Regions from separate parts of the Homo sapiens genome. Here region 2 is linked to region 1. A link is a loop called in an ENCODE intact Hi-C map of the cell type or tissue named here. Cell type or tissue: dorsolateral prefrontal cortex. All regions are shown on one strand. Links, peaks and the distances in the headings refer to the core of each region. The heading gives the core; the rest is flanking DNA.

What was found. Peaks named below come from ENCODE experiments on the same cell type or tissue, not always from the same donor. Only the 100,000 strongest peaks of a DNase experiment are listed, where the experiment ranks them.
Region 2: it touches region 1 in a loop (4-fold over the local background); 4 of 110 quality-filtered maps call a loop at or near these places.

The regions. Positions count from the first base shown.
Region 1 is chr17:9,469,853-9,482,143 of GRCh38, forward strand. All of the region lies in intron 6 of STX8 (syntaxin 8), which reads right to left. Among named protein-coding and RNA genes, the nearest start is that of STX8, 100 kb to the right of the region's middle. RefSeq lists an enhancer at 4,138-4,639. In dorsolateral prefrontal cortex, for the core only: a CTCF peak has its summit at 5,504; a DNase peak (open chromatin) is centred at 5,629; H3K4me3 peaks cover 323 bases.
Region 2 is chr17:9,265,081-9,277,724 of GRCh38, forward strand. The region is part of intron 7 of STX8 (syntaxin 8); the gene reads right to left. Among named protein-coding and RNA genes, the nearest start is that of NTN1, 250 kb to the left of the region's middle. RefSeq lists an enhancer at 7,920-8,421. In dorsolateral prefrontal cortex, for the core only: no CTCF peak of the experiment used is centred there; a DNase peak (open chromatin) is centred at 7,111; H3K4me3 peaks cover 1,197 bases; H3K27ac peaks cover 763 bases.

The DNA of each region.
Region 1 (12,291 bases), core at 4,232-6,731:
GACCTCAAATTATCCTGTTCAAATGACCCAAGGGAGTACAGAAACACCTTGGAGGGTCTCCTAAATTCACCTGTTCATAGATACAAAACGCTTATCACTGAAACATACTCTAAACCACTAGCTGTTAATTCCTCAGGACATAATAAATTTTTTTTAATTGTGCTTGTGGATTTCAAACTAACCAAATTGGTTGACAGAACTGTTCTACCTTTGATGTCAATTCAGTTCCCCAACTACTGTTTGAAATGGTTAAAATAAAAACAACAACAAAAATAATAAAGAGTCCTTATCACTGCATTCAAAATGCTTTCTCAAAGATTTCACCCTCCTGGCAGGACTGTCTAGATGGAAAGAGAATGTCGTGTCTCTTCCCAGAATAAACCGTTGAGACCACATTACCTTCCAGTTCAAGCTCCTTTAAGGATTTGAAATTACTTGAAACAACTACTCAGCAGCTTCAGTCTCTTTCTTACGCTGTCTTTCCCTGCTCAAGCACTTGGTTCTAATCAGACCACTTCCTTCCTGCTGCTTTGGTTTTTATTACCAAAGTTCTTCAGTCCTTTTCACCACCCCATATGCTAAACAATTTCCACTTTGAGAAGCACATTCTCAGAGAACTCTGAGGATAAGCCAAGCTCAGCTAAAGATCTTCAATAATGAATGAAACTGTGAAGAGCTACAATTTGTCTTAAGCGGCTTTCACCTTCTTTCTGTATCTTTTTCCTTCTAAAGAGCATGCATCTACTTTTCTCAGGAATTAAGCATTCTCATTCTTTCATTGATTCTCCAAACAGGAAAAGTAACATGATAAATAAGTCATATTTGGTGTAGGCCTCTATGCAGAAAAAGCTAACACAGCAGGCCTAACTGCTTTTTTCTTTTTTCTTTTTTTGAGACAGAGTCTCACTCTGTCTCCCAGGCTGGAGTGCAGTGGCACAATCTCGGCTCACTGCAAGCTCCGCCTCCCAGGTTCACACCATTCTCCTGCCTCAGCCTCCTGAGTAGCTGGGACTACAGGTGCCCGCCACCATGCCTGGCTAATTTTTTGTATTTTTTTTTTTTAGTAGAGATGGGGTTTCACTGTGTTAGCCAGGATGGTCTCAATCTCCTGACCTCGTGATCCACCTGCCTCGGCCTCCCAAAGTGCTGGGATTACAGGCGTGAGCCACTGCATCCTGCTTTTTTTTTTTTTTTTTTTTTTTGACAGAGTCTTACTCTGTCACCTAGGCTGGAATGCAGTGGCGTGATCTTGGCTCACTGCAACCTCCGCCTCCCGGGGCGTGAGCCACCGCACCCTGCTTTTTTTTTTTTTTTTTTTTGAGACAGTCTCACTCTGTCGCCTAGGCTGGAATGCAGTGGCATGATCTTGGCTCACTGCAACCTCCGCCTCCCGGGTTCAAGCAATTCTCCTGCCTCAGCTTCCCGAGTAGCTGGGATTACAGGCGCCCGCCATCACACCCAGCTAATTTTTATATTTTTTATTAGAGACAGGGTTTCACTATCTTGGCCAGGCTGGTCTCGAACTCCTGACCTCATGATCCACCTACCTCGGCCTCCCAAAGTGCTGGGATTACAGGCATGAGCCACCGCGCCCGGCCCTAACTGCTTTTCTTAACAAGGCACTGCTGCCAAGGTTGGCCCTTCCCTGGCTGGCATCCTGGAGCTTGGATTTTGGGAAGGACCCGCCATTAACTGGTAAGAGTGGCAATCTGTGCCTAAGCTGTATCAATGCTCTGTTTCATTAACACCTGGTTTCCTTCTGGGAGTCTGGGATGTGGGTACATGCCAGACAGGGTGCCTATGTGACCAAGACCCTCAAAAAACCCCGGGCACTGAGTCTCTAATGAGCCTTCCTGGTTGGTAATATGTCGCACGTGCTGTCACAACTCATCGTTGGGGTAATTCTGTGCACCCTGTGGGATTCCACTGGGAGAGGATGCTTGGAATCTTGCACCTGGTTTCCCCAGCACTTCAACCAGGAGCCTTTTCCCTTTGCTGATTTTGCTTTGTATCCTTTTGCTATGATAAATCATAATCATGAGGATAACTACAGTCCATTCCCGCTATTCACAGTAATTATGTTCCATAAAGTCACCATGAACACTGAATTAGCAAATACTCAACTGATGTTCCTGAGGGAGACATGTACCTCTATCTGTACATACCCCACACAGATCATAATATTAAATCCTAAAAACAACTCATCCTGGTAGATTCCTTTTTTTTTTTTTTTTCAAAAGAAAAAACAAAGTTCTGAAGTGTTACATAACTTGCCTGAGGCTGCTCCACTAAGAGGAGCCAGAGGTGGGATTTAAGCCTGTCTGTCTGGCCCCAGAGCCAGAGTGTCCACTGGTCATCCCTCTCTGAGGCCGAAACAAAAGGCAGGGCATCACCTTGTTCAACCTCGGCTGGGAATGTGCTTGTGGGGTGAGTCAAACCTTTTGCCACTTTATCCACGTCCATGAGTAAATGCGAGAGTACTGCTAGTATTCACTTGGGGGTTTTAAGTACATTTTAGTGGGTAGGTGAGTATAAGCTGAATCCTTTGAGTCCTCCTAGCAAACCACTAAACCTGGAGGTTGTCTTGGGGACCCCCACCGTAGCCTCCAAGGAGAGACCAAGATTCCCCTTCCTGCAGAGGCACTGAGGAGGAGAAACAGTATGACTAGGGCCAAAGTGGCAAGAGGTAGAGCTTCCAGAGCAACCTGCTCTTTGCATCTGTGATTACTTTGGCTGTTCCTTTGAGGTTCTCTTTGGCCTCTCTTTTTGGCTTGCTTTTTTGAAGTCCCTTCTCCAATTCAGCTGCTACAGCTGGATGGGCCTGTGGTAGCCTCCCTCTTGGAGGTCAAATAGGAACAGCGGTGAATGAAGTTCAGGGGAAAGGAAGCCGGGTGAGTCACCCAGGCCAGCTGTCCCAGGGCCTGAGGAGAGATGGCCTTTTCCTTGACAAGTGTTTCCACAGCTTTTCCTTGGAAAACCCTCATCCCTTTCTAGTTAGATGGCTTCTCAGCCTGGCTGCGTGGCCAGGGTCAAGACCAGTATATGGGCCTAGAAGAAAAAAGTCAGGGAGGAACTAGGGCAGAAGCAGCAAAAGGTCCTTGTGACTCAAAGCTGGCCAAACCCATCACCAGAGCTAAAGCTAGCAGCAAAGTCATAGGACAAACACCATGCATGTGTCTCAGGATCTTTTTTTCTTTTTTTTTTTTTGAGATGGAGTTTTGCTCTTGTCACCCAGGCTGGAGTGCGGTGGCACAATCTCAGCTCACTGCAACCTCTGCCTCAGCATCCTGAGTAGCTGGGACTACAGGTGCCCACCACCACACCTGGCTAATTTTTGTATTTTTTTAGTAGAGACGGGGTTTCACCATGTTGGCCAGGCTGGTCTCGAACTCCTGACCTCCAGTGATCTGCCCGTCTTGGCCTCCCAAAGTGCTGGGATTACAGGCATGAGCCACCGTGCCCAGCCATGTCTCAGGATCTTTTCTGCACAGTTAGCAGATTCAAAGACTCTGGTTTCCTTGCTGTAATATAATAAAAATATAGTCATCCCTTGGTATCTTGCGGGATTGGTTCCAGGACCACCCCTTCCATATACAAAATCCATGGATGCTCAAGTCCCATATATAAAATGGTGTAGCATTTACATATAACCTACACACATCCTCCCGTATAACTTTAAGTCATCTCTAGATTACTCATAATCCCTAATACAATGGAAATGCTATGTAATAGATGTTACGCTATATGGTTTAGAGAATCGTGACAAGAAAAAAGTCTGCACATGTTCAGTGCAGATTCAACCATCCATTTTTAAAAAAAAAATTTGATTCTCAGTTGGTTGGATTCATGGATGCGGAACCCACAGATACAGAGGGCCAAGTATACATATGTTTGGTCTTTACCCCAGGTTCCTGGCACAGAGCTTCAAAAACCTTTGGAATTTCCTGAGTGCTAGACGTGTCTTTTGTTATTCATGATGAGTCTTTTTGGACTCCTGCTAATTTCTTTGGGGAAATTCATCTATGAACACATCAGATAATAACTCACGGTAGGCTCTTAGACAATTTCAAAGAAAGGGCTAGCCATACCAATGGCTAGAGGGCTGGAACTTTCAGGCCAACTCCCAACCCCCAGGGAGGGGAGGGAGGCTGGAGATCAAGGTCAGTCAAGTGGCTGATGATGTCATCGATCGTGCCTATGTAAAGAAGTCTCCATAAAAACCCTTGAACAAGGTTCAGGGAGCTGCTGGATTGGTGAACACATCAGTGTGCTGGGGCAGGAGTTGGGGGACAAGGAGAGGGTGATACATGGAGAGGGTGATACATGGAGAGGGCATGGGAGCTCTGTACCACCACCCCAACCTCTATACCTTGCCCTATATACTGTGCCTTTTCCATTTGACTGTCCCCGAGTTGGATCCTTTTAATAAAACTGTAATAGTAAGTATAGTGCTTTCCTGAGTTCAGTGAGTCATTCTAGTAAGTTATCAAATCCTGAAGGGGGGTCATGGGAACCCCTCAGTTTTTTTCTTTCTTTTTGAGATGGAGTCTCACTCTGTCACCCAGACTGGAGTGCAATGGCGCAATCTTGGCTCACTGCAACCTCCGCCTCCCGGGTTCAAGTGATTCTCCTGCCTCAGCCTCCCAAGTAGCTGGGACTACAGGTGCCACTAACTGGGTAGCCAACAATTCAATTCTGACATTACCCAGAGTTAGCATCAGACTCCACAGGTTTAAGGGCTTGATCCCACAAGACTGTTCTAACTTCAGATACCAGCCATTAGTCCTGGGGTATCCCCAAGTACTTTAGTCCAACTGGCTATAAAGCGAAGGGTTCCCAGCCAGGCACAGTGGCTCACGCCTGTAATCCCAGCACTTTGGGAGGCTGAAGCGGGCAGATCATGAGGTCAGGAGATCGAGACCATCCTGGCTAACAGGGTGAAACCCTGTCTCTACTAAAAATACAAAAAATTAGCTGGGCGTGGTGGTGCATGCCAGTAATCCCAGCTACTCGGGAGGCTGAGGCAGGAGAATCGCTTGAATCCAGGAGGCAGAGGTTGCAGTGAGCTGATATCATGCCACTGCACTCCAGCCTGGGCGACAGAGCAAGACTCTGTAGCAAAAAACAAAAACAAACAAAAAAAACTTGTTTTACTGAAGCCTCCAGAACACCAGCTGTTTCAGCAAAATGATTTCTATAGATACTATGACCTGGTAAAAAAATGCAAAAGAGAGAGACTTTGAGCTCCAAACAGTAGAGAAAGCACACATGGTTGCCTCCTTCATTCCAAAGAGCACAATGAAATGGCAGTCAAGCTATTTTTGAAAGAATAAATCCATGGTGGCACTGAAGACACGAAGAAGCGTTATCAATGAAGACATCATTTTGGAGATTCTCTTCAAGAATAGAGTTGGGACTGTATTGACCAATAAACCAAAACTGGGGGTGGGGAATGGGTGAAATACAGCTGGAAATACATCAGGCTGCAGATAAGAAGCTCTTTCTTTTTGACAGAACCCTGGAGAGGCTCCAAGCTTAGAGTCAATGGCTATTGGCAGCCACAGAATGGCCTACAAAGAAGTGGTTATAAGGCAGGAATCAGGGCATCTGAGTGGAGAGCTGTCTACAGAACAGCTGAGCCAGTCTGCCCACAGCCCTGCCCTGTGTAGACTGCAGTCTGCAGTACTTGCCCCCAGCTGGAACCCCCGGAACAGCCTTCTCTGGAGAGGAAAGTTTGCCTGGGAGTGCGCATGGTGTTGGTGTCCAGGCTAGAGAATGAGTCAAAGAAGAGCCTCTAGGATAGACACAGGGGTAAAAAGAAATAAAACATATAAAAGATGTCACCCCAAGATTGGAGTTCTCCTTATGTTATTAGTTTTGTTATAGCAAATGGTCCTGAATCGGCTTGTGCCCTCTTTTACCTAACCATATATCCTAGAAAGAAACCTGCCGACTGGCATATCTTGCCCATTTACACAGAGTACACATCACAGCCTGTCTTCCCACTCAAGAAAGAAGCCTTTCGGGTAAATAAACTTGCCTAAAGGGCCGCCCGTGGTGGCTCACGCCTGTCATCCCAGCACTTCGGGAGGTCAAGGTCGGCGGATCACGAGGTCAGGAGTTCGAGACCAGCCTGACCAACATGGTGAAACCCCATCTCTACTAAAAATACAAAAATCAGCTGGGTATGGTGGCACATGCTTGTAATCCCAACTACTCAGGAGGCTGAGACAGAAGAATCGTTTGAAGCCGGGGGGCGGAGGTTGCAGTGAGGCGAGATCGTGCCACTGCACTCCAGCATGGGCGACAGAGCGAGACTCCGTCTCAGAAAACAAAACAAAACGAAACCTACCCAAATACAAAGAAAGCCTATTGCAGCTACCTATACAAATCAATATGGTCCTTCATTCATAAATATGAAGAATCAATGAAGAATTAGCAGACGTGAGGAAAAGCCCATAGCATGTGTATTAGTTTGTAAAGGTTGCCATAACAAAGTACTACAGACTAGGGAGCTTAAATAACATTAACTTTCTCACAATTCTTGAGGCTAGAAGTCCAAGGTATAGATGTGAGCGGAAGTTGTTTCTTCTTTTCTTTTTTTTTTCTTTTTTTTTTGAGATAGAGTCTCGTTCTGTCACTCAGGCTGGATTGCAGTGGCACAATCTCGGCTCACTGCAACCTCCACCTCCCGGGTTCAAGCTATTCTCCTGGCTCAGCCTCCCAAGTAGCTGGGATTAGAGGCACATGCCACCACACCCAGCTAATTTTTATATTTTTAGTAGAGATGGGGTTTCACCATGCTGGCTAGGCTGGTCTTGAACTCCTGACCTCAGGTGACCCGCCTGCCTCGGCCTCCCAAAGTGCTGGGATTACAGGTGTGAGCCACCGCACCCAGCCAGAGGTCATTTCTTCTGAGGCCTCTTTCCTTGGCTTGTCTTCTCCGTGTCCTCACGTGGCCTGCCCTCTGCATGTGTCTGTGTCCCACGTGCCTCTTTTTCTTTTTTTTGTGAGACAGGGTCTCACTCTGTTGCCCAGGCTGGAGCACAGTGGTGCAATCATGGCTTACTGCAGTCTTGACCTCCCGGGCTCAAGTGATCTTCCGACCTCAGCCTCCTGAGTAGCTGGTACTACAGGTGTACACCACCACATTAGGCTAATTTTTTTATTATTATTATTATTTCTTGTAGAGATGGGGTCTCCCTGTATTTCCCAGGCTGGTCTCAAACTCCTGGGCCTAAGTAATCCACCTACCTCGACTTCTCAAAGTGCTAGGATTACAGGCACAAGGCACCGTGCCCAGCTTCAGGTTCCTCTGCTTAAAAGGATACCAGGCATATTGGATTAGGGCCCACCACAGTGGCCCCATTTAAACCTAATTATCTCTGAAGACCCTATCTCTAAATAAAGTCACAATCTGAAGTAGTAGGGGGTTAGTACTTCAACATTTGAATTTGGGGGGTGACATATAATTCAGCCCATAGCAGCATAAAAGAGAAAGACTAAGATGAATAAACCAAAACTTACCTAGAGAAGAAACAGAAATAACAAAAGGAGCAAAAACACTCACCATTTTTTAAAGTTCTAACTAGTGCCATTCAAAGGATTAAAAAGTTTACAACCTTATATACACACTTGTGTGGAAAAAAAAAGCAATCATGAACATTAAAACCTCTTGGTGTTTAAAACTATCATTCTCAAAATTTTAAAAATCAGTGAGAAGAGCTGAGTAATAAAATGGATACAGCAATTGTAACAGCAGTCAGTAAAACATGTTGGTAAATGTAAATAAAATACTGACTACAGAAATAAAAGGGGGCTTCGGTTGAAAACAAAACAGAAGATGAAGAGTTTAAAGGGAAGTTTAAGAATTCTAAACTTGATTTATTCCAAGATATTTATTTGCTTTAGACTTTGTTAGAAAAATGTAAACTTAGGTATGCATGTTAAATATGTGGGGGTGGCTGTGGCCCAAGGTGGGTGGCCTGAGTATCCCATTCTTGGGTGGGGAAGGGGGAAATTTTCCCATAAAGCTGTCATTTCCCAGCTTCTAGCTTTATTTGGAAAGCCCACTTTCAGCTGCCTGCAATGCGTAGGCCCTATAACCTCAACTCCCATATCCACACGGGTGTGGAAATGCAGGTCCCTAAGCTACATATGTGGTTTGGTTATCTCTGAGGGCCATGAGGCTTCACTCACTCACTGGTGTAGGTAAGTTTCTTCATTTCTGGCACCTGGAGAACTCCCTTTGTTGCTTTCAAGCTCAGCTAAGAATATGAGAACAGTTTTTTTTATTTTGTTGAGACGGAGTCTAGCTCTGTCGCCCAGGCTGGAGTGCAGTGGTGCAATCTCGCCTCACTACAACCTCTGCTTCCCGGGTTCAAGTGATTCTCCTACCTCAGCCTCCTGAGTAGCTGGGATTACAGGCGTGCACCATCACACCCAGCTAATTTTTGTATTTTTAGTAGAGACGGGGTTTCGCCATGTTGGCCAGGCTGGTCTCGAACTCCTGACCTCAGGTGATCTGCCCTCCTTGGCCTCCCAAAGTGCTGGGATTACAGGCTCCAGCCACTGCGCCCAGCCCTGAAATGCTATTTGAAGGCCGACTTACGGTCTTTTGTATACATGCAAAGGAGAAACGGTATACATTAGCATGGAGCCCTAGTCCTGTCCCAAATTACTATTAGCATAAATGTTTCCTGACTGAGACTATTGATTGTGACTAAAAAAACAAAGTCCTTCCTAGAAAAATATAAATACCTTATAGTTTTCAGGGCCTGTGAGGTTTTCACACTGTGAAGCCCTCTGCGTCCTGTCTCATGACCCCTCCACAACTTCATCTGGGTACATGATTCTTGTCACTTGCTGTTTTCCAGCCACATTATACATTTATGCAGAAATATAAAGCCTTTTGATTTCTCCAGCTTGCAAAGTTCTCTGTAGCCTCTGAGATCTCACAGGAGATATCCCCGTTTTCCCTGCGACTCTTCACTGGCCACCTCCTCATCAGCTCCCTTCGGCCCATTCCTGAAGCTGCAGCAGCTGCCTCCTCACCATCCCTTCCACAGCCTCCTGTCCTTTTCCTTGACAGTACTTATTAAAATCTGATAAAATACCTTATTTTGAGATGTATTTGTTGAATGTCTCCCTCCCGACACTAGAGTGTAGGAATGATAAAGGAAGGGACTTTTAGTTGTTATTGCTGTTTTTCACTATCTAGGGGACCAGTCACACATGCAGCTGGTACTTGGTAAACACCTGTTGAATGGATAAACACCCCCTTGCCAATATGGCTATTTCTTCTCCCCAAAAGTGGCTAAACTCTCTCAGTTTAGATATGCTATTGGCTGTGGGACAATGAAAAAATATATATACTTAATATATAGTATACCATATATAGGCCAGGCGCGGTGGCTCACTCCTGCAATCCCAGCCCTTTGGGAGGCTGAGGTGGGTGGATCACCTGAGGTCAGGAGTTTGAGATCAGCCTGGCCAACATGGCGAAAACCCATCTCTACTAAAAATACAAAAATTAGCTGGGCATGGTGGCACATGCCTGTGATCCCAGCTACTTGGGAGTCTGAGGTAGGAGAATCGCTTGAACCCAGGAAGCAGAGGTTGCAGTGAGCTGAGATCGTGCCACTGCACTCCAGCCTGGGAATACATGTTATAGATAAAGTATGCATAATATACATGTATTATATATATAAATATATATTAAGTATATATTCATGTATTTTAAATTTAAGTATAGATGTATTTTATAAATTATATATAATATATATAAATTATATGCATGGGAGAATTTTATGTCTCCCTGATTTTCAGTAAATTATATAGACAAAATTACAGAATCCATAAGTAGCAAATTAAGTAATTTTACATTGAAACCACTGACTCTACTTTATAGCATAGGGTGATGGTCACACCGACACCACAAGCCCTAACCCCCGCCTCCTGCCAGCTCTCCTGGCCCCCTCCTGCCAGCTCTCCTGGCCCCCTCCTGCCCATGCTCTCTAGACCCTGGGTACACTGACTGACTGGCCTTCTCTCAAGGTTCTCAACCATGTTACGCTCCTTTGCGTAAAGGCCCTTTGCCTATGCCCTTCCCTCTGTTTGCAAGGGTCTTCCCTTTGCTTTTCATACAGGTAACTGCTGTTTATCCTTTTCAATCTGTTCAAATATCATTTTCCCAGGAAAGGCTTTTCTAACCCTCAAACCATGCCAGTTCTTCTGTTTCACATTCGAATAGGTCCCTGTGTTATCACCGTCTCTAACTGTGTATCTGTGCAGTATCTGTCCAGCAGCTGCCTCCCTGATGAGAACAAATACTCCAGGAGGGGAAGGAGCCGTGACAACAGACATGACATGTATATGTGGATTCTGGCACAGTGCTTAGCACATAATAGGAGTTCAACATTTGTTTAACGAATAAACAATTTGGAGAATGTACTGAGGAAGGAAATATATTATTTTGGATTTAGGAAAAATACCTTACTATGTTTAATAACACTTTTTCTTATTAGGAAAAGAAAAAGTTTATTTAATCTAGATTAAAGGATAGCTACGGAGCTAGTCAGTAAAATGTTCAAACAGATGTGTACAAATGTGGACAGCAGAAAGGTGAGTTGCTGCCACTGCTGCTGATTTTGCACATCAACTTCCGGGAAGATCTTAGAAAGTACAGGTGACTCTCTAGGTCACAGATCACTAAATGGAAGTCCTTCCAAAAGATGGAAAGATGGCATGGGGTAGGGGAGAAGGATGACCTCATAAACTCATTCTGGTCCAAAATTCTCTGAGACGAAGCAACTTGCAAGTTTATTTATGAATGAAATGCAGACTTGAGAAGCCACTCCATGAATCCTAGCAGCCAGCCAAAGTCCGCTGAATGAAATCTCAATAAAGAAAACCTGAATTCAGACTAACACAGCCACGTAGAGAAAACCCTTTCCTCATCTGACATCAATGTGTGTCTATACTCCACATTTGGAGGGGGCAGGTGTTAGGTTCCTATGCCAATTTCTTTCTTTCTTTCTTTCTTTTTTTTGAGGTGGAGCCTTGCTCTGTCGCCCAGGCTGGAGGGTAGTGGCATGATCTCAGCTCACTGCAAGCTCCGCCTCCTGGGTTCATGCCATTCTCCTGCCTCAGCCTCCCGAGTAGCTGGAACTACAGGCACCCGCCACCACACCTGGCTAATTTTTTGTATTTTTAGTAGAGACAGGTTTCACCATGTAAGCCAGGATGGTCTCTATCTCCTGACCTCGTGATCCATCTGCCTTGGCCTCCCAAAGTGCTGGGATTATAGGCGTGAACCACCGTGCCCGGCCTCCTATGCCAATTTCTAAAAGACTGCTTGACCCATAAAGTGCCTCATGCCACCAGGAAGTGCACCCAAAGTCCTCAGCATAGCTCTTCCGGGTTACAGCTCTGGGCTGTGGATGAGCGTGTCTTCCTGCTCACGTTCCACCTGCCAAAGAGTAACAGGAACTCCTTCCACTTCAAATCATTCCATATTTCCTTTAAAGGACAGCGGTTTCTAACTGTCTTGCTTCCTTCAAAAGGCAAACGTACTTAAATTCTAGGGGTGTAGCATCAGACAACATCACTCCTGCCATAGCCATTACGTTACACAGCTCTGAGCTCACAGGCTGGAGGGCATTGTTTCAATAGATCTTCCAACCCCTCCCCTGGTCTAACATGTGCTCTTATCACCAGGAGGGTCAAGTGGGAATAGGTCACATATTAAACCACATGGCATCATACTAGGATGGAACCAAAAATGAAGTATGCTATAGCAGGGGTCCCCCACCCCAAGCCGCAGACCAACACCAGTCCATGGCCTGTTAGGAACCGAGCCACACAGCAGGACGTGAGCAGCAGGCAAGTGAGCATTACTGCCTGAGCTCCACCTCCCATCAGATCAGCAGTGGCATTAGATTCTCATAGGAGGATAAACCCCATCGTGAACTGTGCATGCGAGGGATCTAGGTTGCACACTCCTTACGACAATCTGATGCCTGGTGATCTGAGGTTTAACAGTTTCGTCCTGAAACTACCCCCCATCCTGGTCCATGGAAAAACTGTCTTCCACAAAACTGGTCCCTGGTGCCAAAAAGGTTGGGGACCGCTGTTCTATGGCAACCTAGACTTTAACAAAAAGAATCTTCTAAGCCAGGCGTGGTGGGACATGCCCATAGTCCCAGCTAGTTGGGAGGCTCAGGCAGGAGGATGGCTTCATCCCAGGAGCTCCAGGCCACAGTGTACCATGATCGAGCCTGTGAATAGACA
Region 2 (12,644 bases), core at 6,161-8,660, 200 kb before region 1:
TGCACTCCAGCCTGGGTGAGAGAACAAGACCCAGTCTGAAAAGAAAAAAAAAAAAAAAAAAAAGCTGTCACCTTCCCAAATTCCAAACTTTTCTCTTTCACGGTCACATATCCTATTATTTTACAAGCAATCTTTGATTAATACTATAGATGTCCTAAAGAGTCAAAGTGAATATGAGATGGGCTCCAGTTCCAGGGCAAGAGGTTTCTGGGGCCCAGATTGGGGCAGGAGAGCTCACCCTCTTGAAACAAAGCTAACAAGAACACTCTGGATGGGGCACGCTAGTCGCTTAGAGCCTTCCCACTGGGGATCCCTCCTTTCCTGGGCACACTGTGTATGGGCCCACTGGGGGCCTGGCTCAGGCAGGTCCCGGGCAAATGCACATTGCCCCTGCCACCACAGTGCTTCTAACAAGAGCCATGCCCGGCACCATTACTGGCGCTAGGCACTTGCTATCCACTTTGTATACATTATATACGTTACACATTGAGCAGCTCAATACACGTTTACTCAACAAATGAAACAGAAGGTCCTCACTCCTGACGTGGTTGGGAAAGCAGAAATAACACTGATATCCTCTGTGTCCTGCATCTCTGTTGTGGCTTTTGATTTAACACATGTTGCCTGAGCACCTGCCAGGCACTGTTCTAGGCACTGGGGCTGCAACAATGAACCAAACAGACAAAAAGCTCTGCCCTCACCAAACTGACGTCCTAGTGTGTGTTTGTTGGGGGCGCTGGAGGGGGGCTTCAGTGTGTGAAGACAGACAAAAACCCAGATCAGTAACTAATGTAGTGGACTAGAAGGCGGTAAGTGCTAGAAAGAAAATCCAGCTCCTCTTCCCCTATTGCTTATCATACGGGGTGGCTGAAAGGCACACACCCCCTTTCCCTCGAGTCCTAGGGATACCAGGGAGGGAGTGCTGATATGGTCCATAAACCAGACATCCTAGAGTGGGATTTGGAAACATTGCGGGTAAGACTAGGGTGCCTTCCTACACGCCATCAGGAAACTGCCATCCTTAAACGTTAATAAGATGTAGGCTTAGAAATAACACATTACAAAAGTTGGTTGGAATGAAGGGTGACGTAATGACAACTGGAAACACAGAGGGGTGTTATTATGGAGTGGAGAAAAAGGAGATTGGAGAGGAAGAAGTTGGCAGTGGGTGCCAGCACTTTCCAGAACAGGGGTGCCCCAGCCAGCGCACCGGAGCCTGCTTGGTCTGTGAGGACATGGGGTCCTTTCTGAAGTGAGAAGCAGTGAGCCACCTCCTGGACAGCAGCTCTTCCTCAGATGGCCCTTCTGGACTATTCTATGCCCAGATGAGAAGTGTGCTTCTGAAACTGATGACGCTTGCCTGTATTAGCGGCCGTTTTACTTCAGCGCCGTGCTGGCTGAGAGCTGCAAAGTGTTGGCCACCAGCTGGTGGCTGAAATCAAGAGGAAGCCAGGTCACGGTGGTGGAAGTAGGATGAAATAGTAGACACACGATGTCACCAAGAGTGTAGAAGAATTCAGGTAAATGCATTTCCAGTAAGGTGGGATCACTAGTGCCGCTTCTGGTGCTCTGGGTGGAGAGCCACTCTGTCATCCTGGAGGCTACTTTGGCCCCCAACTCATCTCCACATTCCTCTGGCCTCCAAGGTGACATGGACTATATATAACCAAGGGCCACGGTGGGGAGGGCAGAAGAAATATGACTGTTTAAGGGCAGTGGGAGAAAAGAAAAATAAGGGGCTGATGAGAGAGCGGCCAGACGTGGGCCTTTTGCTTTCAGCCAAGTCTTTTCCCAAGTAACCACAACATTTGTCATAGTTATTCAGTGTGGCTCTGAAGCCTGTCCCCTTTGTCGGGGCAGAAAAAATGGGCTCTCCTGTGTTCAAAAGGTCATCTCTACTTTCAAGTGGTCAACATTCCGCAGTCTGAAGCTCCCTGGCCCACTAGCTTCCAGTACTGTGTGTCACTTCCCACGTATGCGGCAAAATGACAGAGTGTGTGAAAGGGTGAACGCGTGTGTGAGTTCAGGGTTTCCCTCTTTGGAAGCTGTATGGCATAAGAGCTGAAACACCATGGGCTGCGAGGGCAGACTGCACGTGTTCAGACCATGGCACTGTCATTTGAGTAAGGGACCCAATCCTCTATGCCGAAAAGTGGGAGAATAATAACCCTCCACTCTCAGAGCCATCATGGAGACAAAAAGAGAGAAAATGCTGAGTGCCAAGCATACTACCCGGCTTATGGTACCTTCTCAACTGAGATTAGCTACTAGTCTCACCTGCTGGAAATTGTTCTTGCTACCAACGTGGCATTCCTGATCTCCAATCTTTGGATAGAAAGCGCTATGACCCTTCCCCATGTGTGATGGCCTTCAGTGCTCAATGCTGCCCATATCCCCCGTGTTGTGTGACACCACAGCACGAGTGAGACCTCTGAGCTGAACGCAGCAGCCTCCTGCCATCGGGCGCAACTACTCTCAGTACAACCAAACATGGCTGCCAGGCTTTTCTTGAAAACCTTCTCTAGCTCACTCTACAGACTCTATCATGAAAACAGACTTTGAGATTTATGCACTCAAAAAATCCTCCAACAGCCTGTATACCTATATGTATAAAAATGCTTAAATTCACCAGGCACAGTGGCTCATGCCTGTAATCCCAGCACTTTGGGAGCCAGAGGCAGGTGGATCATCTGAGGTCAGGAGTTCAAGACCAGCATGGCCAACATGGTGAAATCCCATCTCTACTAAAAATACGAAAGAATTAGCTGGGCGTGGTGGTGGGTGCCTGTAATCTCAGCTGCTCAGGAGGCTGAGGCAGGAGAATCACTTGAACCCGGGAGGCGGAGGTTGCAGTGAGCTGAGATCGTGCCATTGCACTCCAGCCTGGGGAACAAGAGTGAAACTCTGCCTAAAAAGAAAAAAAAAAAAAAAAAAGCTTAAATTAAGAGCATTTCAATGAAAGGCCATTCAGATTTGTTCTCACGGAAGGGATATGCATCTTCTACCCAGACCCTCCCATATGCTCTCCTCTCTAGGCCTTGGAACCCTAATTTAAGGATATTGCTGCAGTGAGATGCTTAATGGCAGAACTAGGGCGCAACCAACTCAGCACACTGGTCAACTGCTAACCTTTCACTAGGAGCAACACGAGAGCCTCAGAGTTGTGAGCCCTGTGGGCACCATGAAGATTGGTGGAGTAAGAACAAAAAAAAAAAAAAAGAGAGAGAGAGAGACTTCAAAGTTGCTCTACACTGGATCGTGGAAAAGGAGCCTCTTACCAAAAGTGGCAGCGGGGCTTAGAGTTTGATCTAGGAAATACACAAGAGCAAAGGGGCAGTCAGGCTGCAGAGCTCTGACCCCGAGCACATGGTATGCAAACAGGAGTATTCACACTCTGCAGTGCAAGAGCCTGTCCTTCATCTTGGGGGATGAGGCCGCAGTGATGTCCCCCCGATTCAGTACTATCCCCAAACAATTCACCACCCTAAAGACGTCCTCCTGTGAACAGCAGATTATCTGAGGATCCCTAAAAGTGGTCCTTCACATAGGGAGGCTGCCATTTTCGGAGTTGGCTGTTAGTGTGGCAGCAAACAGCTGGCATTCCTAAGTAAAAACTCAGAGCCAGAACTGGTGCTCTTCAACCCCGACTCAGCTCTGAGACACAGACCTGCAGGCAATGTGGGCAGATTCAACAATGTCACTACTGAGCCTACTGAAAACAAGTGGACAAGATCCCAAGCCATCAATTCTAGAACATGGTTGGCGTAAAAGCTGTTGTGCATGGATTCTATCAGCAAGAAGGATCAGTAGAAGTATTTGAGGCCAGGCCGGGTGCAGTGGCTCACGCCTGTAATCCCAGCACTTTGGGAGGCTGAGGCGGGCGGATCATGAAGTCAGCAGATCGAGACCATCCTGGCTAAAACGGTGAAACCCCGTCTCTACTAAAAATACAAAAAATTAGCTGGGCATGGTGGCGGGCGCCTGTAGTCCCAGCTACTCGGGAGGCTGAGGCAGGAGAATGGCGTGAACCCGGGAGGCAGAGCTTGCAGTGAGCCGAGATTGCGCCACTGCACTCCAGCCTGGGCGATAGAGCAAGACTCCGTCTCAAAAAAAAAAAAAAAAAGAAGTATTTGAGGCCCAAGGAGTCACTGTGGCAGAGTGGAAAGACTGGGAAATGATTGCATCTGGAGCGTCACTTCTGAGGATAAGGTGATTGGGGTACACGTCCTTCTCCTCTCCCTTTCCCTTAAGACGCTCCAGCGTAAGGGCTTAAACAGACCCTCAAGACACCGTCCTGGAAAGAGGCAGATTGATGGCCACAGCTGAGTGTCAGAGGTTACATATTAGCATGTTCAAGCCTATACCAGGGACGTGTGTATCACATGCCATGCAAAGAACACAAAATATCTGCCCTTCCAATGTCTGCTGCTAGTGCAAATAATAAAAGGTGTTTGAGGATAATATTAAAATGATGTCATCACCTTCTGCTTATCCACTCTTCTGGAAAAAAGTAAGATAGACAACCCAAAAGGTCAGATTTGGCTTTGCAATATTGGCTGGCTTATATTAAACATGGTCTGTCAGAGATTTCAGAAGTCATTTCAAAGCAACATTAAAAAGTTGAATTATGACACATTCCTAACGAAATGATCCAGTTTTCCCACCTTGGCCTCCCACTCCGAGCATGCCACACTCTCTCACACCTCTGTGCCTTGGCAGGGATCGTTCACACTGCTTTGGGGCCCTCTGCCAGCTTCTCTGCACCCAGCACACCAGCACTAGCTTTAGGCCTCAGCTTGAAAACACCCGCTCCTCAGGGACACCTCCTCCCCCATGCCCAGGGTAATCCTAGGATTGCTTTTCTATGCTGCTTCTGTATACTAAACACATGCGGTACAGAAATTAACATGTTATTTGGTTAAACTAACAATTAATTGGATTCATGATTTACCTTCCCCGATGGCCCATAAATTCTTTGGGGTTAAATAACAGGCCGTGTGTTTCCAATGTCTGTGTCTCCTCTCGTGCCTAGCACAGAGCTCACATAATACATATGCAACATATATTTATGTTTTTGTTGATTGGATAGCAGCTCATAGCTTAGACTCAAATATCTTAATACCTGGAATATGAGCAGTCAGCAGTAGGAATTTCAAAGGACTTTCTTTTTTCTTTTCTTTTTGAGATGGAGTCTCGCTCTGTCGCCAAGGCTGGAGTGCAGTGGCGCGATCTCAGCTCACTGCAAGCACCGCCGTCTCCTGGGTTCACGCCATTCTCCTCCCTCAGCCTCCCAAGTAGCTGGGACTACAGGTGCCCGCCACCACGCCCGGCTAATTTTTTTTTTTTGTATTTTTTAGTAGAGACAGGGTCTCACCATGTTAGCCAGGAATGGTCTGATCTCCTGACCTTGTGATCTGCCCACCTCGGCCTCCCAAAGTGCTGGGATTACAGGCGTGAGCAACCGTGCCCAGTCTCAAAGGACTTTCTTACTTGATGGTAGTTAACATGGGAATATTCCAGCAGCTAGAACAGTACTTGGCACATAGTAAGTGCTCAGTAAATATGTGTTAAAGAAATGAATGAATGAGTGAAGAAATGAACGAATGAAAGCATACAAATTATCAATAGAATAGGTAATCAAGGAGTAGTGGTTTTAAAGAACTGTAAAGCATTCCAGTAAAGTAAGTCCAGTTGGTATTGCTAAATTCAAAATCAATATATTCTCCATTAGTGATATGAATTTAAAATTCTAGGAGAATATGTTCTGTATTTACTTTGCAATTAAATGAACAGAGTTGCATTGTAGTGAAATGATGGGATTTTACCAGATGCTCATGGGTTCCTATCACAGATGATTTTAGACTCACAATTTCAGACAACTGGGCCCATTTTGTATTGAATCAAATCGCCTCAGTTCATGTTTCATTCATTCCTTGTAACTTTTTGTCACCCTCTATTGGGAGACATTCTCAAGACATTACCAAAAATCACCTAACGACAGAAATGTTTGTGTTTACAGCATGGCAACTCACAGTGTGACGTGGGACCAGGAGCACAGATCACTGAAGAGACTGTTAGAAATGCAACTTCAGGCTGGACGTAGTGGCTCATGCCTGTAATCCCAAAACTTTGGGAGGCCGAAGCGGGCGGATCACTTGAGGTCATGAGTTTGAGACCAGCCTGGCCAACATGGTGAAACTTCGTCTCTACTAAAAATACAAAAATTAGCTGGGCGTGATGGCATGTGCCTGTAATCCCAATTACTCAGGTGGCTGAAGGATGAGAATCGCTTGAACCCAGGAAGCGGACGTTGCAGTGAGCCGAGATGCGCCTTTGCACTCTAGCCTGGGTGACAGAGTGAGACCCTGTCTCAAAAAAGAAAGAAATGCGGCCGGGCGTGGTGGCTCACGCCTGTAATCCCAGCACTTTGGGAGGCCGAAGTGGGTGGATCACGAAGTCAAGAGATCGAGACCATCCTGGCCAACAGGGTGAAACCCCATCTGTACTAAAAATACAAAAATTAGATGGGCGTGGTAGCACGCACCTGTAGTCCCAGCTACTCGGGAGGCTGAGGCAGGAGAATCACTTGAACTGGGGAGGCAGAGGTTGCAGTGAGCCAAGATTGTGCCACTGCACTCCAGCCTGGCTATAGAGCAAGACTCCATCTCAAAAAAAAAAAAAAAAAAAAGAAAGAAAGAAATTCAACTTCAAGGGTCCTACCTAGAAACCTGTTTTAACAAGCCTCCATGTGACTCCTCTGGTGCTGAAGAAATTCTTCACACCATACAATAAAATATCATCTGTTACCATGATAGAAGAAACCGTGGCTTTCTCTGGCGACTATAAGTACGGATAATGGGCCAGGGCTCCCTAGCTGGAAGGAAAGTCACTGTCCTGGGGGCAAAGCAGGTACCCAGTGACTGTCCCTGCTGATGATGCACCCCGAGAAGTGGAGCAGGCTGGGATGTGTTTGACACAAAGCCCTCTTGCTGTCCTAATCCACACCCACGCCAATATCCCTCAGCCTCATTTCCTCTTGACAAAGACGGTTCTGTTCTGAGGGGGTGTGTGGGACCAACAGCAGCAGCTGGGGTGGCCAAATGACCGCTCTTGCTTAGAATAGAGAGGGATTCAAAGAATGATCTCTGCCAGATTGCCGGGCTTTGCTGTGTCACATCAGGCTGACACAGATGGCCTTGGCCACTAAGGACGCTGCCTTCTTCCTCACAGAAGCCCGAGGAAATGCCCTGAGAAGGAACAAGGACCAGATAACTACCCGGCAGGGAGTGGCTGGTAGGATTTCAGCTTGAAATGTGATCTCTGGATGCCCATGAGCCAGTGTGGCATTTATTTCCACCGCATCAGGGGTCCCAACCTTGGATAACATTTATATTTCTAGAGCACCTGAAGAACAAAGATTCCAGATTGTAAGGTGCAAAATAAGTCACAAGGGGGTGCCTTCTCACTCACACACAGCTAGCCACAGCTGTCTGCCATCCCAGAGCGTACCCCGAAGCTAGCGCGCCAGCGAGCTAGTTTTAAAGCACAGACAACCTCTCCATTGCTGGCTTTCTTCGAACACCGTGGGTGAGGAAATGAGACAGAGAATGTCTAATGATTAGTTCCTTATGGTCCTTACATTCTTGAAGTATATTCTTTACGCCCGCTGGAACACTTCTGCATTCTTGATAGCATGATTGCAATATAAGTTCTTTCCCTTCTGAGCACTGTCTTTTATTGACACACTAAAATATCCTAGGAGCAGGATGGGTCTTCCCACCTTCCTCACGCCCCTCTTTCCCCACTGCCACACTCTCCGCGCCATTCCTTGTTCTCTTTCTAAGAACGCAATAAACATTTCAGCACAATCTTTTCAATCCACATTATTTATAATATTCCGAACATCCATCGAGCCTGGCTAGAATGCGAAGCAATAAATCAAACTTAACAACAACAAAGAAGGAAGGGGGAAAACCGCCCTTTGGCGAGGCGAAAGCCTGAGACGTTTCATTCCCCGAAGGGTTTAGTTATGTTAGGAAAAGTGAGATGGGGATGAGACCCGAGGTTTAGAATGACATAGAGGCAGGAACTGGAATCTATAGGCATAATCATAACTTTGTATAAACCTCAAACAAACTTACCTCTCTGGGGTGTCATGAGGATAAATGAGATACGTGGGAAGCACTCCGAGTGCCTCGAACGAGAGCAACTGGAGCCCAATTCTCCTTTTTGGGTCCAAAAGGTCATCTTTCTTGGAAGGGAGAGGGCTAAGAGCTCCCCCAACTCCCTGAGCGCCAGTCTTTGCTAATTAACATCCCCTCTGCAGGTTTAACTAAGATGGGGGTGAGCCTGGAAGCAGGGCCTCGAGGTAGGGCTGCTAGGTCCTGGACCCAGTCTCCACCCCCAGCAGGGACCCCTCTCCCCACTGCCAGCGAGGACCACGCCAGGCCACACACAGCCAGGGGTGTCCCTGCAGAATGATTCAGCTCCTGCCGGGGGTGGGAAGTAGAGCTCGTCCCACATCCTTTCCTCATGGCGCTACGCAGGTTAACACTGTCTGACTTTGTCTTCGCAAAGAAAGAATCTAGCTCCACAGTTTGCTGATGATTTCAAAATTTATCTAAACGAATGTGGAGGCCAGTACAGGCTATTGGCTAATTGCAGAATTGGCTTGAGGCCTTTCTGCCTTGGCGATTTCCCACGCATTCCCGTCTCACGTTGGAAATCCAAGCTGTTTGGGAGTGGGCGTGTGTTTGCGTGGCAGGCCTCAATGCAGCGGCTCTGTTGCTGTCTAGTCTAACATGCTCTGCCGTCTGCTCTCAGTGGTCCCTTCTGACAGTTTCCTGGATATAAAGGGGTGCTTCTTTTCCAGTCTTGTTGAATGGTACTGAATATAAGATTAGAATAACTGAATCACAATCCACATTTTAGTCATTACAGTCTCATGTTAGCTCTGGGGAAATGACCATAACCGGTACTTACTCATGAGAATTTTCTACCAAAAAGTCAGACAAGAAAGTCATTTTCTTATGAAAAGTGTCAAATGTGCCACCTACTCTGGCTTTGCCATCCCTCCCCTCTGCATGTTAACCTCACTTGGTCTTCTTAAGGTACAGATAATGCCTTCCTGCCCAGATCTGTTACCTGCTTGCTGGCTTGGGTGGAGGTTAGATCTCAACCACTGTTCTGGAAAGGATTTGATCATCAGCTTGGCTTTGTTCATAACTTCCTGCAGTAAAAAAAAGTCTTCAAAAAACCCAAATTCACGAGTGATATAGACATTTGTTTAAACAAAGTCTTCAGGCCGGGCGCGGTGGCTCCCAGCACTTTGGGAGGCTGTAATCCCAGCACTTTGGGAGGCTGAGGCGGGCGGATCACAAGGTCAGGAGATCGAGACCATCCTGGCTAACACGGTGAGACCCTGTCTCTACTAAAAATACAAAAAATTAACCGGGCGTGTTGGTGGGCACCTGTAGTCCCAGCTACTTGGGAGGCTAAGGCAGGAGAATGGTGTGAACCCCGGAGGCAGAGCTTGCAGTGAGCCGAGATTGCACCACTGCACTCCAGCCTGGGCAACAGTGTGAGACTCTGTCTCAAAAATAATAATAATAATAATAATAATAATAATAATAATAAACAAAGTCTTCAAAAATACAACAATTTCTTTTTTCTTTTTTTTTTTTTTTTTTGAGACGGAGTCTCGCTCTGTCACCAGGCTGGAGTGCAGTGGCGTGATCTCAGCTCACTGCAACCTCCACCTCCCAGGTTCAAGCAATTCTCCTGCTTCAGCCTCCCAAGTAGCTGGGACTACAGGCATGCACCACCATGCCTGGCTAATTTTTGTATTTTTAGTAGAGATGGGGTTTCACCATGTTGGCCAAGCTGGTCTCAGACTCCTGACCTCAAGTAATCCGCCCGCCTTGGCCTCCCAAAGTGCAGGGATTACAGGCATGAGCCACCGCGCCTGGCCCAACAATTTCTTTATGATGTCTCTAAGTCACAGAAACCAACAAAATCATCATTACTTGACTGTTCAAGTTAAGGGTCTCTTTACAACTTCCACTTCTTTTGCTTCTGATGACGCAACCATCCTCTTGAGCTCCGGCCTCCCAGGGCTGAGTGGTTCACCCAGACCTCTGGGGTCCCTTCCTTGGTATATTTCCACTTTCACTCCAAGCGTCCATGGGAACTTCTTTCCTTTGTCTATTACCTCCTAGGTGGAGCTCTTCTGCCTTCCTATTTTCCCCCATCGCCTCTAAGTAAAGGGCTGGCTTCACTGACGCAGGGAGACATCGCTGCTCTCTGTCTCTCCTTTAGTGCCTTCTCCCTGGTCAATGGAGTTCCACTATTCCCACCCTTACCTATTTACATACACCAGCAACTTCTCTTTACTTAGAGGTGTAAGTCTGCTGGAGAGCAGACTGTCTAGCTACTGAACTTCCCATCTGTGTGATCATGAGCCAGCCATTTAACCCATCTGGACCTCACCTATAAGATGGGGATAACAGGTTGGGCGCAGTGGCTCATGCCTGTGATCCCAGCACTTTGAGAGGCCAAGGTGGGTGGATCATGAGGTCAAGAGTTTGAGATCAGCCTGACCAACATGGAGAAACCCCGTCTCTAGTAAAAATACAAAAATTAGCCGGGCATGGTGGCTCATGCCTGTAATCCCAGCTACTCGGGAGGCTGAGGCAGGAGAATCATTTGAACCCGGGAAGCAGAGGATGTAGTGAGCCAAGATCGTGCCACTGCACTCCAGCCTGGTCAACAGAGTGAGACTCTGCCTCAAAAAAAGAAAAAAAAGAAAAAAAAAAAGGGCGGGGGATAACAGTAGCGTATATATAATGTGCTGCAATAATGTCAATGACACAGTAAATGCTCAATAAACACTCACTTATCTTATTATTAAGGCTTTTCCAGTCATGCTTCATGGTGTGCCTACAGCCCCTTCAAATGGGATCTTTTTAGATCAGAGCTCTGGCTGAGGTGTGAGTCAAGGTGGCTGCGGTTTCTATCTACCCCCTGATCCCACCCATCAAGCCATAGGGCCCTGGGCATGCAGGGCAAGTTCAGCCGATCCACAGGCTGGCCAGCAGCCCCTGAGTGATTTTGGTCCAGTACATGCAACTGAGCTGGATAAGGATTATTTTCTCTGAAGTTGGACTAGGAAATAAGGAGTGATGCAGGCTTACCAAGTCTGCCTTGGTTCCTAACGAAGGGAACATGTTTCTTTAAAGTAACCCCATCTTTTTTTGTGGAAATGTGAGTGATTCTGTTTCATTTTTTCCCCAACCAAAAGATGTCCCAAAGAACAAAAGTTTAATTAATATATATCCCAGGCTACAGATGTATGTGCTTTAAACGAGGGACAGATTTTGACTCAAGGAATACATTTCTAATTGTAAAATTTTGGGTCATCAGCAAGATGACTGAAAGGATCTCCATCACTTCCGAAATTAGAACTTTTAGGCCACTGTTGAGATATCTAAGACATCAACAAAATTAGTTTTTTGTCAGCTTTTCTTGTTTTTGTTTGTTTATTTGTTTGTTTTTTTTTTTTGGTTGTTGTTTTTGAGATGGAGTCTCGCTCTGTTACCCAGGCTGGAGTGCAGTGGCACGATCTCAGCTCACTGCAACCTCTACCTCCTGGATTCAAGCCATTCTCCTGCCTCAGCCTCCTGAGTAGCTGGGATTACAGGTGCCCACCACCACGCTCGGCTAATTTTTTTGTGTTTTTAGTAGAGACGGGGTTTCACTATGTTGGGCAGGCTGGTCTCGAACTCCTGATCTCGTGATCCGCCCGCCTCGGCCTCCCAAAGTGCTGGGATTACAGGTGTGAGCCACTGCACTCAGCCACCTTTTCTTTTTTTAAAGAGACGAGATCTTGCTATGTTGCCCAGGCTGGAGTGCAGTGGCTATTCACAAGTGTGATCATTAACACACGACAACCTTGAACTCTTGGGCTCAAACGATCCTCCTGCCTCAGCCTCTGGAGTAGCTGGGACTACAGGTGCATACCACTGTGCCTAGCCAGAATCACCTTTTAACATCCATGGCTATTTCAAATCTAGAGTTTACAGCGTCAGTAGGTTTAATGCGGATGAACATCTTCATGACTTAAAAATGAGTAAGGAACACATCCTTTTCTGGTTAACTTCCTTGTCACTCTGGAGAATGTCCCTACCGCTATTTCTCAAATGAGAGGACCTGAAGTTCTCTGGAGCACGGGGTGTGGATGGAGGTATAAGAGAAGGGATAGCTGGAAATGATAGTGGGTGAAGGTTAGTGAGGGCAGGGTCTCAATGAGTGAGGGCAGGGTCTCAATGAGTGAAGGCAGGGTCTCAATGGCTCATGAAGGCATCTAGGCTGAATACACAGAAGCCAGTCAGCCTCCATCTGCTTCTACCCAACTCTGTACCAGGTACCATGTTAGGTTCTGGGAATACAACAAGGGTCAAGATAGACATGATACCTGTGCCTGAGGAATTGACAGGCTAATGGGGGAGTCAGACATTCAAACAACCACACAATAAAATGATTACAAATCATAGAGAAGCATTAAGAAGGAAATAAACAAGATGTTATGACAACAGTTACTTTAATGGGGTGGTCAGATATGGCTTTCTGATGAGGTGATCTGTTGA